3 separate regions of the Homo sapiens genome follow, and regions 1 and 3 are each linked to region 2. A link is a loop called in an ENCODE intact Hi-C map of the cell type or tissue named here. Cell type or tissue: heart right ventricle. All regions are shown on one strand. Region 1 has its middle 56 kb from the start of EPB41L3. Region 2 overlaps ARHGAP28 (Rho GTPase activating protein 28). Region 3 has its middle 8.3 kb from the start of LINC01892.

Region 1 (5,000 bases), 1.3 Mb after region 2:
GCTTGAGGCCATGAGGTCAAGACCTGCCTAGGCAACAAAGTGAAACCTCGTCTTTACAGGGGAAAGAAAAAGTTAGACGGGCATGGTGGCACATGCCTGTAGTCCCAGCTACTCAGGAGGCTGAGATGGGAAGATCGCTTGAGCCCAGGAGTTTGAGGCTACGGTGAGCTATGATGCATACCAGCCTGGGCAACAGAATGAGACCTGTCTCAGTCAATCAATCAATGAGTGAGAGAGAGCAGAAGACAGAAGGACTGTAAATCTGTGGAGTCCCTATTGATCCTTCCAAGTGGATTAGCATCACCTTCCTGGTATTGTGCCACAAGTAGGCACAAGGTGCTCAGCTTCATCTTTTAGGGAAACAATTTGTATATAAGCTTTGCTATGATTAATACTGGCAGGAGGGATGGAAAACGTGCAGCATTTAGGGGAAAATGAGTTAGTGTGTATACTACAGGACATGCTGCTAGTTCCCCCACACCCCATGTGAAAAACTAATTGAAACACTTGATGTTATTGTAGCAGAAGGTCAAACTTCTTTACCATCAAAATGAGAACTTGGTATGAAAATATACAGAGTTTAAGGACCAATTTTACATGAAAGCTGCGGACAGGCATTGAAAAATCCTACTTAACATAATTTGTTTAATTTGTCCGATCTTTATTTTAGGCAATAAATGGCTGGAGAACCTGAAGCCACAGGTCCTCTATACTAGCTTCATTTCTTTTCAAAAAATCACCTCCGTCATCAAAGAAAATCAACCACTCCGAAGTGCTATTCTTCTTTATCCCTGTTAGTTTTGCTTTTATAAATCATTTATGATAATGGAGTTACAGTTTAATTTAGTAATTAGTTTGCAAAGGAAAAACATTCAGCTTGCATATGGAAAGGATGAGGAAAACATCAAAGAAAATTTGTTTTTCATAATCATTTTAGTGTAACAGATGTAAATACCTACTTAAGAATGGAACTGGATTTCTGGGATAGTTCTAACTGCCTTCATGCTTATCTCACCCCTGATACAACCAGTTTCTTGGACTTTCTGGGGGAAATTTATGTGAGGTCAATGATTCGTACTTGTTCAAAGGTTACTCTGCTGCGTAATTCAGCTGTCAGCAGAAGTTTGTCTTGCCTGGCCCAAGATTTTGTGGAAATCTGAAGGAAAAAAACAACAACACACACTACAAGGTTTTATTACACAGTGAACTGACAGATCCCTGCAGGCTATGTCAGCAGAAGCATGGGGCAAGAGTTCTTGCTGCTGGTCTGAACTTTGCACTTCCAGCAGGTTGGGTTGCAAAGCCAGCCCTGGGATAGCACAGGGGGAGGCAACTTAGCAGCATTGGAGGGAGGTAGGGGTGGTTTTATCCTACAGCAATGACTGATCACCTAAGTTTGATGGTGTTATCTCTGAAGCCTTATCTCCTTCTCTAGTTACAGTCCATTAAGAGTCTCAAGACTTAGAGCCTATTTTTAACTGCAGGTCCTGCTTAACCATAATTGAACATGTGATTTGTTCAGTTCAGAAGCCCTTCCCCCTCCCAACGTCTTCAAATGCCTGCATATTCCTATATATCTGAATCATGGAAAGCAAAGAGCAAAATATCCATGTATTTTGGATATTTTGCCATTTGTTAGTGCTCTGGTGTTTTTTAAGAGCTGTTGTTGTTGTTTGACAACAATGTATCTCTAACTGGAATGCCATGAATTAGCTGAGTACTATGTGCCCTTTACAGCATGAGAGCATTAACACGGTTAAAACATTTTTAGAAGTATCCAGAGAAGATTTTATCTTCCATGCCTTTTACACCTCCGCCCCAACTGAAATTTAATGTTTGCATTGGAATTCAGGGCCTTCTAGCTCTTGACTCTGCAGCGGCAGCTTGGTAACTACTTCTTCTCTGTAGTAAATGTTAATGGTACTCTGTATTCATTTTAATGGTTTTAATGATTAGAAAGAACATTGGTTTTGTTGGTACTGTAGATTTTAAGGATATATTTTTAAAACGAAAGGATGAGTGCCTTTTTTGGTTTTGATTGTAATTGTAATGTTTTTTTCTTCCCTTTGCTTTTTTAAATCTCTCCCAATCTTGGACAAGGGGCTCCACCTAGTGTAAGTTTTAGGTTAAAAAATAATATGGATGTAAGTAGTATAGAAGGGGCAAAAATTAGTTGAATATACTCTTTTTTTATGATGAGACTGTAAAGCAAAAGACTGATATTTTATAAAGTGCTTTTATGGTTCAGATCATTCATGTGATTTATACAGACATTCCTTCTGATTCTCTCATTTCTCCACAGATTCTTATTTTTATCTACTTTTTAAAAAGGCAAAATTACATCTCTTATGTGTCCAAATATAATTTTAGGTTGTAAACATTACCTTTGCCTGTGGTGAATGAATTTAGATCCAATTTTCTAGCAGTATGACAAGAGAAGAATCTTAAATGAGACAGTTTGCCATGCCTCAACCCTTGGTAAACTTAAGAAAGTTACTGCCTGAAATTTTTTTCTTTCTTTTTGTAAACAGGTGCTTAAATTTTAGATCAATGATTTTATTTAATAATTTTAAGAACATCATCTAACTACATTTTGAAAGTTTTTATATTGAATCCAGCCTTAAGATTCAGAATTGTTTACTTAGCAGCCACTAAGTGGAGTGTACTACAGTTGATGGTACAACTTTTTACAGCTTTGAAAATATCACTGTATCACGGTATTCAATTTTTAAATATGTTTTTCTTATAGAGGAGAGTTTCTGGTGCTTATATCTGTTGCCCGTGAGTTCCAAGAAGAGAATATAAATACGTCTCTAAAGGACTGTATGAATCCATGCAGTGCTATAAAGAAATACCTGAGACTAGGTAATTTGTAAAGAAAGGGATTTAATTGGCTCATCATTCTGCAGGCTGTACAGGAAGCATAGTGGCTTCTGCTAGGCTTCTGGGAGCCTCAGAAAACTTACAACCATGGCGGAAGGCAAAGCGGGAGCAGGCACAGTCATATGGCAAAAGCAGGAGCAAGAGATAGAGCAAGGGGGAAGGTGCAACATACTTTCAAACAACCAGCACTTGTGAGAGCTCATTCACTATCACGAGAACAGCACTAAGGGGATGATGTTAACCCTTTCATGAGAAACAAATGCATGATCCAGTCACCTCCTACCAGGCCCCACCTCCAACACTGGGGATTACCATTCGACATGAGATTTGGGTGGGGACACAGATCTAAACCATATCAGGGACTAAATACTGGTCTGAGGTGCCTAAACAGGAAAATGCCCTACCTTGATGATGACATCAACAGCCAAGGGATACAGAGAATTGAGACGTTTCCTTAAGAAATGTGTCCCCTCAAATATTTGGCTTTTCTGATGTGAAGAGTTTGCTCTCACTTTGGCCCATCGCCATTACAATGGGAGTAATATTTCCTGTGTGCCTACCTCAGGACAGGTGTTGGGCATACATGATGTATTTAATTCTCCTAACATTATGTGAATTAGGGACTCCTGAATCTATTTCATAGATTAGGAAACTGACACATGGAAAAATCAAATGATTTATCTAGGTTGTGTCAGAATTTGAACTCAGATCTCTGTTCCATAATACATGTTTGTTTGTTCTCCATAGTACATGTTTGTTCTTCTGCATCGTATTCTGCATGTCAAACTTCCAAAATCCTCATGGCATGAACTCTTCTTTCCTTCTCCAGTTAATCACTGTTCTTATTCAAGATTTAAAATGTGCTAGATTCCAAGGGAGTTGATGCTGTCCGTGTCCTCAAGAAACTTTCAGTTTAACCGAAGAGACTGAGCACAAGTGTATTTTTAATGATCCTATATTCCCTGGTGCATTTAGTTAAGGCCACATACATGGTATACTCCTAGAGAGAATAGCTGCAACAAGGCAGTGATAGTGTTAATTGACAAGGCAGAATTCTAAAGGCAAGGACATCTGCTTTTCTGCCTCTTCTTCTCCAGCAATGAGAGCCTTCCTTCTGGAATGCAGGTGATACAATGAAACCATGGAGTATTATCTAATGTTGAATTCTAATACTGTATTATCTAATATGGAGGTTCTCAGACTTTTGAGGGTTGACACCGTTTTTCACTACTGAGAATCCACAAAGAACTTTTGCTTAGGTAGATTATACCTATTGATATTTACCATTTTGAACATGAAAACTAATAATATTTTAAAATATTTATTAATTCATTTAAAAATAACATTAGTAAACCATTACATGTTAACATAAACGAATGACATACTTTTATGAAAAGTAATTACATTTTCCAAAATAGAACAATTTAATGAGTAGAATGGCATTGTTTTACATTTTTATAAGTCTCTTTAATGTCTGACTTAATAGAAGACAAGTGTATTCTCATCTGCTTCTGCATTCAATCTGTTACGATACACTGTTTTGTAGTATAGTAAGAAAATGCACAGAAAATCCAACTTCACTCAGAAATGTTGCTGGAAAAGGGAAGAGTATCTCAATTAGTCTTTTCGGGCAATTCTTTGACCTTGCTGTTTCAGATAAGGGTTTCAAGGAACCCCCAGGGGTTCCTGGGCCTCAGTTGGAGAACTGCTGGTATAAGTAAGATGAGGCCTACTTTCAAGTCTCAGCTCTTTTATTTCCCAGATCTGAAGCCCTGAGAAGTTACTTCATCTTTGACAGAACTGCTACAGGAATTAGAAACATTGTGCATGCAGGATCTGGGACAGAGAGAGCACTCAAACACGTGGTGGAGATGCCCATGGTGATGAGCTGCTGCTGCTACTGCTGTGGTTTCCATGGCTGGTGCTACTCTCCTGGTCTTGAGTGGTGTGAAGAGCAGCTTCCAGAGTTGGAAAATGAAGTCACACCCCACTTGGGGGTGTCTAGGAGTAAGACTGTGTGGAAGACAGTGATACCATAAATTGACAAGACAGTATCCATCTTTCCTAGGTTATTTGACTTCTGCTGTTCCCTTCCAGAATGAGGCTGATTTGCAGGA
Region 2 (5,000 bases):
GTGCATGTGTGTAACATCCTCACCAGTCCCGTGATGTTCTGGGGGGACCTTTTGTTAGAAATGTATTGAATTATTTGATAATTGCTGCATCCTCAGTTGTATGAAAGGGTAGATGACATTTTGACTCAGATATTTGATAACAGATGAATTTTTTTTTGATAAAAGAACACTCTGTAGACAAAGCGAAAAAACAAGCTAATAAATTTTCAGTTTTTGAAAAATTATTGAATTATATTAGAAAAGGACATTTTTATGTCATAGCTGATCTCTGTCCTTGCCTCAAGGATACATCTAATATGACCGACATATATTATAATTGACATAGATATTTTCGCTGTGTAGGAGGAAGGTCCTTACCACACTGAAATGTCTGATAAGAGGCAGCACTAAGAACCATCTTTGTTTTCAGCATTATGTTTACTGGCCTCAAAATTACCATCTCTTTTCAACTCATCCTTATCTCAATTTCATTTCAAAGATTCCAAATACCTGTTGTACTTAAAACAAATTTCCTATTGTATATAGAATGATTATCCAGAGAGCAAGAGAAACTTTGATTTTTACCAACATACAGCAAAGAATGAATGTGAAATAAAGAGAGAAAAATTGGGGATGAAACTATAGAATATGATTCTATCAAATGTTCTACTATATATCAGTGGAGAAACCACTTTTCTGCTTCATTTTCCTAATATGTAAAATGACCAAATTCTATCAGATGATCTCTAAAATTCTGAAATTCTAGAACTATTTAAATTGAATTATTTTCACAAATTTAAAAACGTGAACATGCTAGAAATTTAAACCAGTGATTTCAAATTCCTCCCTGAGGACGCTCATCAGAGTTTTCTTTCCACTTCAGTACACCAGACTAATGTGAGTAGTTGAGGACCAGCAATTATAGAATCTATTTTACAAGTTACATAATGGTCTTATTGACTTATGACATTGTTCTATTTAAGCCTTCATTTTTGCCTCTTCTACTCCTAACACCTTGCCCAATGCCTGACACAGGATAGACAGTCAACATCTCTGGGATGAATGGAGTGAATGAAACTTAAATGTTTAAGAACATACCGCCCGGGCGTGGTGGCTCACACTTGTAATCCCAGCACTTTGGGAGGCTGCGGCAGGAGGATCACTTGAGCCCTGGAGTTGGAGACCAGCCTGAGCAACATGGCAAAACCCTGCCTCTGCAAAAAATGAGCTGGGTGTGGTGGCACATACCTGTAGTCCCAGCTACTTGGAAGGCTGAGATGGGAGAATCACCTGGCCCTGGGAAGTCAACGCTGCAGTGAGTTGTGATCGTGCCACTGCACTCCAGCCTGGGTGACAAAGCAAAACTCTGTCTCTCAAAAAAAAAAAAAAAACAAGATACCAAGATCTCCACTCTTTCTTGTCTTCCTCAGGAGAAGGGCAGTGGGAGCACAGAAAGGCCGTGTGTTTGCAGCATGCTCAGGTGGCTCAGTGAGCTGTCATCTCCACTTTCATTTTCCTATATGAGCCATGTCCTCTGAGCAATAAGAGCCCCAGGACAAGCTGTGAGGTGGACACGACGTACCTGAGCTGCATCTCTGTTGGCATCAGGCAGCGCCATGACCATGAGGTGTAAGGCTTGAAACTGTACTTTGACGTGAGGCCCTCCTAACAAGAAAACAGAAATAGTCATACATTTTAAATAGCCCTGATGCATCCTGACAGCATTTCTTGCTAGCATCTGGTGGCACAGGAGGGCTCCTGACAGCTTTTGGTGGTAAAGACTCAGGTTTTGTGCCCAGCAATGTAAATTTGTTCACTTGGACAGGAGCCTCTGTCCATCAACTCCCTTTTCCCATCCCATGATGCCATTGTTGAGGCAGGTGGCCAACGAGATCCTCAGAATAATTCTGGATTTGGATAGCACTTCCCTTTCAAAGTACTTTCGCAGACCTTCCCTTCCTTTAATACTATAAATAGAAGTGAAGCTCACTCAATACAAGAGAAAATAAACCTTGCTTCCATATAATGAGGCAGAAAAGTATAAGTATTAGGAACACAGATTTAGAACCAGGTTTCAAACCTGGACTACTATTTAGTCGCTGTGTGACCTGGGGCAGGTTATTTAATCCCTGTTGCATCTACTTTATTATCTGTAAAATAGGAATAGTCATTGTATCTACCTCACAGGCTGTTATGAGGATTAAATGAGTTAATACATGTAGAGTGTTTAAATCAGTACCTGTACATAGTTATCTTTCTACATATTTGCTCTTACTTTTATGATCTATGACACTTATTCTAGATCTTCCATGGACACTTAGGGAAGGTGATGACTGTAGTTGGATCTTTGGAGATTGTTGAGTATTTTCTTCCTCAGTAATGACACAAGATGGCGCCAGAGGGTTGGCATTTATACTCAGGGATTCCATCCACAGCTGGATAATCCACGACCAGCTGTGCTGAAAATTTAGAATACACCAGAGAATCTAGGCTTTCCTTTGTCCCTCTGTATTTTCTTCAAAATGGTGTCTTGGTGGGGAGTTCTTGGAGGAAAGCATTATGTTCTGGAATCTCTGGGGAGTTCTCAAGTTGAAGGAAAATCTATTTCTATTCAATGGCTGGAAGGCAGTCAGCTGCTGGTGAAGTTAACTGAGCTGTATAGCAGTGGAAACACTTGTGACAAGCTAGTAGGTTACTGGAGCTGTGCGTGCTAGAGTTCAGGAGTAGATGACAAGTGTATACAACCAAGCAATATGGGGAGAGAGGGAGGATCATATTGTTGAAGAAAAATCCATGTGTAGATTTGTGGATAACTTGTATCAAATTTATAATGACGCAGGTCCAGGATGTTACTGAAAAGAGCAAATACACATTGCTGTGAGCTTGCCTGAATAATAGAAACTTTAAGAGCAAGTCTCAGTGCAAAGCATTTAGGGGCAGACAAGACATAATGTTAGTGCATAAACTGCAGGCTGAGGACTGTCTCTAATCTTCCAACGCAATTAAAAAAAAAAAAAAACAACTCTGGGGAAGAAAAAAACAAGAGATGCAGATGTAGGCTTGGGACCACTGTGTTTCCATTAACTTCAGAGAAATTAAGAAGCTCTTTTAAGTTAAGTTTAATTTGGCAAATAATCCATTTTCATTTTACTTAGGAAACCTGGCCCAACGCTGTTTTGTGATTAATAGTTTTGTAGTTAATTCATTTAATACATCCCCGTCACAAGTATTCTCTTTCCTGAGGTCATTATTTCCCCAGAAAGTTATTAAGCATGTAATGAAAGCATCTGAGGCTTGATTGATGATGATACTAGTCCTTTAATTTTACGGTCAAGTTTGGGGCCAAGTTTGAAAAGAGAAAGTAACGACATTAGTGGAAAAGGCTCTGTGTTCTCTGAGCTCCATTTGAGGGTATTGAGAGGGACAGCTTAAACACACACACACACGCGCTTGTTCACAATCCTCCCCTTCAGAGAATCTTGTTACAACTAGAGCTTACTTAGGTGGCAAAAAGGCCATTATTTCCTGCTGGTAGCAGGCCAGAACTCTGGGTTTCCTGCAGGGTTCGCTGGTATCAAATCAACCACCTGCAATATAGTATTTTTCACTTTCAAAGTCATACGAAGGAATGTGGACTCTTTGTGAACCCTTTCAGGATATTTCTCAGAACCTCTCCCTTCAGTGAAATGTACTGGCTGTAGTCAGATAGGCAGTAATGATGATACAGCATGCAGTAAATGCTACACAGAAGATAATTGGTCTCTGAAAATTACAACGTCACACAGTGTTTCTGAAAATTACGAAGTCATACCGATTAGGTCTTTAGTGAAGTATTTGGGTAAAAGCACAAAAACTATAAAGTATGTTTTGTAACTGACAGTCAGGGAATCATTTGGCATGGTTTGAACACAAGGATTGAATATTTTGGAGGATGAAAATTAATATATTCATATACCCTTCTTAAATATGATTCTCTGAACAGATCTGGAATTAGAGGTTTGAATCCTCCTTGCATAATTCAAACTACCAAAAAACAAAAACAAATGAGTGATCCAGAGATGGAAGGTCCTAATTCTGGTATAAACTTCACCCAAATCTCTGGCTGACCCACAAACCATGCGTGTGTGGGGTAACACGGCGAAGGATTGAACAACTGAACACACAGTTGAGCTCCTGCCCAAAAGACCACTGGCAATTTGAGTCCAGTCAAGCAAACTGCCGGCTTAAAAGAGCAACAATAGTAAAAGAAACCAAACAACATTCTTTGGAGAAATACTTCAGAATCCATAGTCTCCAAAGACTATATTCATAATGTTCAGAATAAGCTTTAAATTTACTTGACATACAAAGTAACAAGGAAAGTGTAACCCATTCTCAAAGAAGACAGAGACCAACCCTGAGATAACCCAGGTGTTAGAACTGCCAACAAGGACTTTTTTTTCTTTTTTGAGACAGAGTCTTGCTCTGTCGCCCAGGCTGGAGTGCAGTGGCACGATCTCGGCTCACTATAAGCTCCACCGCCTGGGTTGACACCATTCTCCTGCCTCAGCATCCAGAGTAGTTGGGTCTACAGGTGCCCGCCACCACGCCTGGCCAATTTTTTGTATTTTTAGTAGAGACGGGGTTTCACCTTGTTAGCCAGGATAGTCTCGATCTCCTGAACTCGTGATCTGCCCACCTCAGCCTCCCAAAGTGCTGGGATTACAGGCGTGAGCCCCCACGCCTGGCCGCCAACAAGGATTTTGAAGCAGCTATTGTACCTGTGCTCAATGATGTGAAGGAAAATATGATTATAATGAATGAAAAGATAGGTCACCTCAACAGAAAAACAGAAAGTATTTTAAAAGCACCAACTGAAAATTCTAGAACTGAAAAAATACAATGTCTGAAACAAAAATGAATGAAGGAAATTAGTAGCTCTTCTCTCTTTTTCAGCAAGTTTTTCTCATTAAAAAAACCCAGTAAGCTTACAAAGAAAATAGATACTGGTCACGGACAGCATGTGAATTAAAGCTTAGAAA
Region 3 (5,000 bases), 1.8 Mb after region 2:
AGAGGAGAGCAACAATTGGTATTTATTTTGAAAACTAGACAATGAGGTAATAACATAACAGCTGGGTAATCTTTAAACCAGGAAAAGAGGTAACAATAAATTAAGCATGGTTATGCTAGAATCATCAAAATACATCCTGCAGGTGCAGTCAAGTTGAAGACACAATCAAGGGGGTCTGTGGAGGTCATGGAGATTTGAGATTTCATTTGTCTTCCACCTTTCTCAATCCTGTGAAGAGGAGCTTGGAGAAAATTTTGAAATGCAAAAGTCAGGTGTCCTTCATTCCTCGTGGCAAATAAATACATGAATTTTTCTAGTGTGAGTGTGCATATTTGGGATCCAAAAGGGGACCTCAGGGATGTTAGGAGTAAGTTGCCACTGTCATTTTTGTTTTTATGACCATTTCTTTTTTAAATAGCTTCCCTATACATTTTATTTTATTTTATTTTATTTTAATTTAATTTTATTTTATTTTATATTAAGACTAAGTATCACTCTTTCACCCAGGCTGGAGTGCAGTGGCACAATCTCAGCTCACTGCAATCTCTGCCTCCCAGGTTCAAGCTATGCTCCTGCCTCAGCCTCCCCAGTAGCTGGGACTGCAGGCACCCACCACCACGCCAGGCTAATTTTTTGTATTTTTAGTAGAGACGGGGTTTCACCGTGTTGGCCAGGATGGTCTCGATCTCCTGACCTCGTGGTCCGCCCGCCTCAGCCTCCCAAAGTGCCAGGATTACAGGCCTGAGTCTCTGTGCTCGGCCACATTTTATCCATTTTTTTTGGATGTATTATATTCCTTTTCCTCAGGGCTTCCAGAGTTTTCATGGCTTTTTATAGATAGAGTAAAAATTTCTGTGTTTAATAACACTCCTTGTGTTATTAGAGGTGTGTTCTTTGTCTTTGGTGCATTGTCAATTAACATTTTACAGTGAGAGAAAATGCCTCTGAGGTTTTATTTCCCTTCTAATTACAGAAATCTTGCAGCTGAGGGAAGACATTCACAGTGGGACTTTTTATGCAGCATTAATCTTGCGTCCAATTTCTCCTGGGTCACTGTGCATGGTAGCGCCTGTTAACCTTAGCGGGAATCAGGTGGGCGCTGCAGAAACTCAGCGAATCTTGGGGTTCGGTGCTACTGGCTGCGGGTTAATGACAAACCCAAGTGACAGGGTCCCTGAAATCCTTGTTTCTGATGTGGTAATTGCCCAGATCTAGGGGTGTTAGGTTCTAGACTTATTGAAAACAGAAGAATAAGTCTGGTGTTTGAATAAATAATTGATCACTTCTCTGTGTTCAGAAAAGTTTTCTAGTGGGTAGAAAGTGTAGGCTCTTTCTAGTCAGAGTAAAAGTTGCTTTCACCATTGTGTCTGTATCAAGCTGAGAACACTCCCAACTGGAGGTAATAAGCCAACAATTTTTATTAGAAAAGTGGTATGTTTCTAAAATGACTAATCATGAAGATCAGAAAAGATGCAAATGCACACGTTTATCAATCCTTTGATTGACCTCAGCAGCACAGCCGGACTGGAGCCTCTAGAGGCCATAAGCAGTCAATGCATTTCTACACCCAACTCCAAGGCATGCAATTTAGGATGATTATTAAATGATAAAATAAGTGTGGGCCAGTCAAAGAGGTTCTGACTTTTTTTCCCCAGAATGGCCATTTTCAACATATATATTTTTAATTTGAATAATCAAATTATTTTAAAATAATTGGGAGAAGAGTGCAAGGATGTATGGCTTTGTCCCAAGATATGTAAGATCTGTGTTTTGGGTAATTGAGTGCTAAGCTAAAAGCCTCTAGGAGAAAGAAACTTATTTTTGTAACAAGCACATGGGTGGAGTTACAGCATGGCAAAATCGGTCCTTGGAAACAATATCAAAATGAAGTGCAATGCTGTCACCTGGTGACCGTGTTCTGAAATGACACAATATCATCCTTGAAGTCTGCTACCCTCCCTTTCCCACTCGCTCCTCCCCAACTTTAGATGATATCATGGAATTTTAGAGATAGAGAAATATGAGAACAAATTTCATTCAGCTTCTCCAGTTTACAGATGAGAAATGGAGACCTTAAGTGATTAAAGCGAAACGGCCCTGGCCTATGCCTAGTTAATGGTGGCATTAGTGGTGAAAGAAGGTACTTGGAGCCAGTCAAGTCAGATTTAAATGGCAGCTCTGCAATTTACTAGCTGTGAGATTATGGGCAAACTGTGGAACCTTGCTGAACCTCAGTTTCCTCACACGTAAAATGAGAATTCCATTAGAATAATGGGTTATTCGGAAGACTGGATGACATAATCTGTGAAATTTGTCTGATAAGTTATTGGTTGTTATTATTGTTGCTATAACTGTTGTTGTTGCTGCTATCATTAGTTTTGTTTACTGGCACCTCTTGGCTTCCAGAGCATCATTTCTATAAATCCAATTGCTTTCAGGGGACACATGTGAGTGGTCATTGCATAGAGGCAGAGAGCCAAACCAGTGGAAGCTTAGCTGGAACACAGAATCTGGCCCAGGCTGAGGGGAGATGACACTTAGGATTTCAGTTAAGACTGTTTTCTCTGGAGGGTCCTGATTAAGCCTCTGGCACACGAGGATGCGGAGAATACACATGAGTTTAAGGTATCTCTGGGTGCTGCTATTCCCTGAGTCTCCTTCAAAGGTACCCCCCAAACTAGGGGGCCATTGCTTCCTGCATGGAGTGAAGAATCCACTAGGCCACAGGGGCCCAGGAATCATAGTTTTTCTGATTTTCACTCCATTAGGCTGGGGCAGGCGCTCCATGGCCTTCAGGGGTTACCCTCATGGCAGTGTTATGTTTTCCTCAGAGTCCTTGGCCCTGTAGCAGGGCTGGCTGTGGGGATAGGGGAGGAAGAGGAGGTGGAGGAGGAAGAGAGAGACAGAGAGAGTCAGGTGAAAGGCAGGAGAAAGTGGTCATTGGTTAAAAGTGCAGGTTCTTGAAATAAATCCTCTATCACATATGGATTGGCTGTGTGGTGATCTGGGCAAGTTACTAACTTCTTTAAGATTTGGTTTCCTCATTTGTAAAATAGGATAAAATTATAATATTGCTTACCTTCTTGGAACGTAAGGAGGAGAAAATGCGATGAGTCCATGTATAGTACATAGAACAGTGCCTTACACACAATACATACTGAAAAAATGTTGGCTCTCAATATATACATGTATGTGTGTGTATGTGTGTGTGTATAATTATATATAAAATAATCACATATACATATATAAAAAACTGAGTGCTGAATCTAGCATTTGTATCAGTCTCTGGGCAGTGCTCAGTATGGCTCTAGTCAAGTAATTATTCGTGATACTCATGAAGCTCACATTGCCCATGACGTATTATCACCTGTGGATGTTCTTGGATGGCTTTATACTCTGCCTGTATTTTCTGAACCAAAAACATTGACACATATATGGGTTCTTTTAGGATAGGATATCTGAAAATGGAACAGCTCTTTAACCCCTGAGATATATGTTACAACTTCATTCTACACTCTTGCACTCAAGTTACTAAAGTGATAAATAAGAACAAAAAGTAAACTAGAAAAATCTCTGTATAACCCTGCAAATCTAAGACTTTCAAAGTCAGGGTAGCAGAGTAATGTTTCTAGAGCATCTCCTCTTTATGGCTTCCCATTCCCAGGCTGTTATGAACTTATTTTCCTCAAACAGCCTTTCATAGAAACAGAAATTCAGAATCTTGTGGAGTTCTCAAACCACCAGAGAAAGATTTAGACCTAAGTTAGAGCAATAAAATATAGTGAAACTTGTTGTGTCCCTTGGGTTCTTGGTTGAATGCAAGATAAGCCAAATATGGTCAATTTAAGCAGGTGAAAAATGTCTTCTTTACATCAACAAAAGGGATGGTGAAGCAGTTCTGAATGGGCAGGCACAAGGGGTCTGGATGGCAGGGGCCTGGAGTCGGGCCAGGGAATCTTTTACTGCCATCTCCAAAGCTGTGTGCGCTCCCAGCCCCACCCCAGTAGACTTTCAGAGATGCCGTGAATTCACACTTTTTATCACCCTCTCCAGAAGCAAGGCCTGGACGAAACCTGTGATTGGACTAGCCTAGCTCACATGCCACCCAATGGCAGGGAAGGAGAAAGTGGTCCTTCTTTGGCAGAGGAAGCCTCTTACCAAGACTCACACAAAGGGGGCTTTCCCTGAAATGTCCAGCAAATCCTGATAAAATCCCCTCCCCTTGTTAAAATAGATTCTAAGAAGTCACGATGTTTGATCATTTTGACAAGTGGTGAGTGAAAATCCACCACTATACCAGAGGAGGGATTGATAACATAGCAAGTGGAGTCTGTTGCTAAGTTACACAGTTGTCACTAATGAACACCAATTTTTTTTTGTTTTATTTTTATTTTAGAGACAGAGTCTTGCTCTGTCACCCAGACTGTAGTGCGTGGTGTGATCCTAGTTCACTGCAGCTTTGACCTCCTGAGGTAAAGTGATCCTCTTGCCTCAGCCTCTTGAGTAGCTGGGTCTGCCAATTTGCCCCACTACGCTGGGCTTATTTTTATTTTTGTAGAGGCAGAGTCTCGCTATGTTGCCCAGACTTGAACCCTAATTTTTATGTTCATGAAAATGAAGACTCTTAGCAGCTTATTTAGAATCAAAATTATTCTAATTGCACTCAACTCACTGTATTTGTCTGAATATATAAAACTTCAATATTTAAAAGTATTTACACACGAGATCTCTCTTTTGCTACTAATTTGTTGAATGATCATTGTGTGAAGGCTCTGTGCTGAGCACTTTACATGTATCATCTCATTTAGTCCTCATCACCTCTTCAGGAGCTAGTTTCTACCCTCATTCTCATCTTTAGAGGTGAAGAAATTGAAGCCTAGAGAACTATAGCTAGTAAGATTGAAGTTAGGGCTTGAACTCAGACTTGTCTGGTCCTAAATAAAGCCCATGTTATTAACTGAGCTATGGTATTTAATTCAGCTCAAATATTTTAATTATTT

The links. A loop is a pair of places that touch in the nucleus more often than their neighbours do. Peaks named below come from ENCODE experiments on the same cell type or tissue, not always from the same donor. Only the 100,000 strongest peaks of a DNase experiment are listed, where the experiment ranks them.
Region 1: a loop joins it to region 2, with 14 times the contacts of the local background. A loop is called at or near these places in 7 of 110 quality-filtered maps.
Region 3: a loop joins it to region 2, with 5 times the contacts of the local background. A loop is called at or near these places in 9 of 110 quality-filtered maps.

What each region holds. Positions count from the first base shown.
Region 1 is chr18:5,597,684-5,602,683 of GRCh38, reverse strand. It overlaps a transcript of EPB41L3 not described here. Among named protein-coding and RNA genes, the nearest start is that of EPB41L3, 56 kb to the right of the region's middle. In heart right ventricle, a CTCF peak has its summit at 2,131 (motif pointing left); no DNase peak of the experiment used is centred here; H3K27me3 peaks cover 900 bases.
Region 2 is chr18:6,883,801-6,888,800 of GRCh38, reverse strand. It overlaps ARHGAP28 (Rho GTPase activating protein 28), which reads right to left. Exons shown (of 18, transcript NM_001366230.1): 12 at 1,562-1,644. Among named protein-coding and RNA genes, the nearest start is that of LINC00668, 44 kb to the left of the region's middle. In heart right ventricle, CTCF peaks have their summits at 2,160 and 2,361 (motif pointing right); a DNase peak (open chromatin) is centred at 2,374.
Region 3 is chr18:5,070,356-5,075,355 of GRCh38, reverse strand. No RefSeq gene overlaps it. Among named protein-coding and RNA genes, the nearest start is that of LINC01892, 8.3 kb to the left of the region's middle. In heart right ventricle, a CTCF peak has its summit at 1,911 (motif pointing left); no DNase peak of the experiment used is centred here; H3K27me3 peaks cover 337 bases.